2 separate regions of the Homo sapiens genome follow, and region 2 is linked to region 1. A link is an interaction called in ENCODE POLR2A ChIA-PET data of the cell type or tissue named here. Cell type or tissue: MCF 10A. All regions are shown on one strand.

Region 1 (2,500 bases):
TGGAGTCTCACTCTGTCCCCCAGGCTGCGGTGTCTCAGCTTACTGCAACCTCTGCCTCCTGGGTTCAAGCAATTCTCCTGCCTCAGTCTCCTGAGTAGCTGGGATTACAGGTGCACGCCACCACACCCGACTAATTTTGTATTTTTAGTAGAGATGGGGTTTCACTATGCTGGTCACGCTGGTCTTAAACTCCTGACCTCAGGTGATCCACCCGCATGGGCCTCGCATGAGCCACCATGTCTGGCCCTAAAATGAAGCATACTTTTAAAAAGCTTCATAGAGAAGTACTTAAAGAAAAAAATGAAATAGAGAATTTGCATTGGCAAAGAAGAAATAAGAATGGTAATGATGAGGATAGTACAGAATGGGAATAGCATCTCTGGAGACTTTTCATTAAAGACCTGTTAGTGATCAAGTTGAAGGATACAATTGAACCAATTGATGTTGAGGCATTTCCACAGGCACAGGGAGACCTGCATTTAACATTTACTGGGGATCAACCTAAGCTCCAGGAATCTATACTCAGTGGCACTTACACACACAGCTGCTACCATCAAGGAGTTTACAGACAAGCTGGAAAGGAGACATGGGCAGTAGCATGTTTCAAGTGCTTTGAGAGAAGTTACCTAAATATGTTCAAGCTGCAACCAGGTACAAAGGAGACAGTCATCAACCTGAGTGGAGAAGGGAACAGGAAAGACTTCACTGAAGAAGTGGTGCTCACAGCTCCTGTTACCAGAAGACTTACTATAGCCACAATCTGTAACTACGCGAATGGGTTCTTGCCTCTCTTTGAGAAGCTAGCTAACTGATGACTTTTAAAAAGCTACATAAGTAACATATTCAGGTGTTAATAAACAAGATGTTTTTCCTGTAAGCCTCCCTGCCACAATTTCTCAATGTGACGTGATGGGCTCCAAAGCTGGATGCTATCACACACCCTCTGAGTTACACAACAGCTCCTGGCTCTGTCCCAAAAGTGGTTATCTTGGTATTGCCTCCTCCCCATGTTTGTGAAAGAAAATACTGTGCTGGGTGAGATTTACACTGATTGACAGTTCCTCTCGCTCTAGAAATGTATAAAGCATAATAAGCAGTTTATTCAGATCAACATCCTCTGTAGAGAAAATAACACATTTCCAAGTTAGTAACAAAACAACATTCCAAATTAGTTTGGTCACTATGGATGACCATATAGAACATGCCACCACAAAGCTTAATCCTTCACATTCCAGTACACATCCTGTAACTCTGAAAAAACATGCATATAAGAGTCAGTAGGCACCACCCCCACCCCAACCCCCACAAATAGGCTTTATTCTCCACAGTGGTTAAGTCAGTCTAAACAAGTAACAAATATAGGAGGGTAGAATTCAGAATTGGTTCACTGCACTCTAACAAATGGTGCCCTAGAAATCCAAGTTAATTAAATACCCATAACAACAGCAGCAACGACTAATTACCGAGAGCCTACTATGTGTGACCATCTAAGATGCTTCACATATGTTACTTCATTTTAACCCAAACCAGCCCATAATTTCAGTAAATGTTCAACTTTACAAATGTGGAAACTGACAAAGCTAATAAATGAACTGAAAAGTACTGTACCTCTGGATTATATTTTAAAGTATAAGCTGTTATATGGAGTTGAGATAAAATTCTCAAATTAAAATGCAATTATTTTCAATGGCTGTTTGGAAGATAAAATGCAATTATGATTTCAATATGTCCTTATATTGATTCTGAACCTCAGAACAGAAAAAGCTAGAGAACTCTCAAAAAGGATAACTAAACATAATTAACACATCATTTGCTTTAAATATTTCATGAAAACATAAGAGTTTGCCCTATCAAAAGTAAAAAATAGTGGGGGATGGGAAAGAGATCATACTGTGACCAACAAATCACAGAGATGCTTATTTGAAGACTAAATTCAATCCTCATCTGTTAATATCTTACTATTTAAAGTTCAATGAACAACTTCATAAAGGAAAGAGATTGTCCTTTGTTTCAGCCAAGATTTTTAAATCTTTAATCTAAAATACATGCTTCTCAAAGATGGATGCTAACAATTTAAACAAGGTGCTAATTCAATCAGTTGCACAATTCTGGCTCAGCAGTTTCTCTATTACAGGGAAAATGTGACAAAGTAAACAAGCCCTACCTGTGGTTTAACATGAAAATTCCCTCCACTCCACATAAATCGCCCTTCTTCTTCTGGGTCCCTACATGCCTCTTTTCCTTTTTCCTCCTCTATTTTGAGAGAATATTTGGCCCCTGGATCAGTTTACTGGTGTTCAGGGTCATCTGAATTGTATCTTTTGAATATTGTCTACAGATCCAGTTCCCAATCTAGATTTGCTACTACTCTTAAGAATTTTAACATACATTTAAATCATATTAAGCTAGATATTAATGTTAACTAGAATATTTATTAGAGTAAAGCAAAAAGACAAAAAAAATTTAAGTGCTCTAAAAACCTAACACCAGGTATAGTATA
Region 2 (2,500 bases), 250 kb after region 1:
CAAGGAACTGGATTCTACCAATGGCAAGAATGATCTTGGAAATGAATTTTCCTCAGTGTCAGCCCAGCGGATACCTTGATTTCACCATTGGGATATCAGAGCAGAGAGCCCAGCCACTCTGTGCTGGACATGTGATGGACAGAACTGCAAGCTAATAAATGGGTGTTGTTTTAAGCCACTACATTTGTGGCATTTGTCATGCATCGGTAGAAAATTAATAGAAAAACCATTGTGTTAAGCACATGTTGGAGACAGAAGAGAGAAGAAATAAAGAGATTCAGTTCTGCCACTAGTTGGTCCAGGTGAGAGCAGACAGCAGAGGGAGCTCCCTCTCAGGTTCTCCCTGGTCATGGAGATGATGTGCCCACCCCACCTCCCTCATGGATTTGTTGGGAGATTCAAATGAGGTATAAACATAAGACAGGAAGAACAGAATCTTTATGAAAATATGAGTTCAGGGACTTTTATAAGATTCTTCTCAGGCATTCTTCTAAATAGAATATATGGGTTTTTGAATGAGAAATTTATTGTACATCCAAAGATATACAGAAAGAACTTTTCTTAAAATATATATACACATAAATATATATAAATATATATAAAAATATATATAAATATACATATAAATATATATAAATATACATATAAATATATATAAATATATATAGAAATATATAAAAATATATATAAAAATATATATAAATATATATAAATATATATATAAATAATATATAAATATATATAAATATATAAAAAATATATAAATATATATAAATAATATATATATAAATATATATAAATAATATATATATAAATATATATAAATAATATATATATAAATATATATATATATTCTGTTTTAGAGACAAGATCTCCCTATGTCATCCAGGCTGGAGTGCTGTGACATGATCATAGCTCAACTGCAGCTTGAAATTCCTGAACTCAAGGGATCTCCCTCCTCTGCCTCCCAAAATGCTGGGATTACAGGCATGAGCCACGGCGCCAAGCCCAGAAAGTACTTCTCTATGGCAGTATTAAAACAAACAGAGCACCACCCTACACACTGGGGCTTGCTGCCAAGTGCCCACAGACCATGGCTGGGCAATGAGGATGGATTCAATGTAGGCCTCGAGCCTGAGGCGACTCCCCCTTTCTCCTTGTGAGCCTGGATCAATGGGACAAAGGGAGTGGACAACAGGGAGTGGAATCTAATGTATGAGTCAGAATCTAGTCAGGAAAGCAGAAACCACATTGGCTACTACAACAGACAGAAGATAATGTGAGAAATCGGTGTTGGAGGGCTAAAGGAGCAAAGGGAACACCGGTGTGAACAGAGAAATAACCACAAGAAGTAGCTACCGCTCCATAGGGCTGCGGGAACAAAAGGAAGTTGCTGGGATTATTTTAATCTAGAAATTTCGAGGAGGAGCCTCTTGGAGCTGGGATGCAGATCCCTGAGGAGGAAGCCATATCCGGGTGGTGCTGGCACCACTGCGAGGGTAAAATGAGGCTGGCTCCGGGTATGTTGACAAAAGCTGGAGTCTGCAACAAGTGTCCTGCTAATCTTGCAGCCTCTCTAGTGCCCCCTATTGGCAGGACCGAATAGGGTAGCAAGCAGGCCAAAGAACAGATTTTTTTTTTTTTTTTTTTTGGCCAAGTTCAGCCAGAGTATCGCAAAGCAGTTTATGCAAGGCAGGTTTGGAGCTGAGAAACAGTACCTTAATAACCAGCACAGGTGGTTTCCAGTGCAAACCAGAGAAACCCAAGCTCATTTGAAGGGCTCTAACAGTGGCAGGAAATGGGAGGTGGGAGGGCTGGCTTATTTTGAACTCCCTCTTTGCTATACAAAAGATCTAAGATCTCAAGGCATCTGAAAGGCAGCTTTCTCACAATAGTAACCCTGGGGTGGAGATAGAGAGGTGGGCGGTGGGGCTGGAGAATACCTGTTAGCATGTGTCATAAGAATCATATTCTCCGGCTGAGCTGGGCTCATGGTCTAAGCTTTTGCTTCTCTAGCAAGGGTACTTGTAAGGTACTTGGAAGGTGTTTAGGGAAAATATTTTCATATTAAATAGATGAGCAATTGTACCATCTTGGGTCTGTTCAGAGTACAGTGTTAATATGGAATGGAGTACAAAATTTATTTTTAAAGATAATATTTCAGATGTCAAAGCAAATATATGTTTGCAGCTGGCCACTTAAATAATCTCCCATCCTTCCAGAGTCCTTGAAAAAGTTTGGGAAGCATTCCTAGTCACATTATCTATCACCTACATTTTAAAAAAATGCTCAGGGAGGGGTCTTTTTGTCAGGAAAGAACTATTTTTAGGATTTTCTTGTTTGTACTTAAAATTAAAAATTTAAAAGAAATTACAAATATTAAAATTTAGTTTTTTTTTTTTTGAGACGGAGTCTCGCTCTGTTGCCCAGGCTGGAGTGCAGTGGCACGATCTCGGCTCACTGCAACCTCTGCCTCCCGGGTTCATGCCATTCTCCTGCC

What was found. ChIA-PET counts read pairs that join two places held together with the same protein. Peaks named below come from ENCODE experiments on the same cell type or tissue, not always from the same donor. Only the 100,000 strongest peaks of a DNase experiment are listed, where the experiment ranks them.
Region 2: POLR2A ChIA-PET joins it to region 1 with 5 read pairs; 3 of 35 experiments call an interaction of 5 or more read pairs at or near these places.

What each region holds. Positions count from the first base shown.
Region 1 is chr4:48,697,513-48,700,012 of GRCh38, forward strand. All of the region lies in intron 2 of FRYL (FRY like transcription coactivator), which reads right to left. Among named protein-coding and RNA genes, the nearest start is that of FRYL, 82 kb to the right of the region's middle. In MCF 10A, no CTCF peak of the experiment used is centred here; DNase peaks (open chromatin) are centred at 969 and 2,129.
Region 2 is chr4:48,943,265-48,945,764 of GRCh38, forward strand. No RefSeq gene overlaps it. Among named protein-coding and RNA genes, the nearest start is that of OCIAD2, 38 kb to the left of the region's middle. In MCF 10A, CTCF peaks have their summits at 301 (motif pointing right) and 1,559 (motif pointing left); DNase peaks (open chromatin) are centred at 1,177 and 1,557.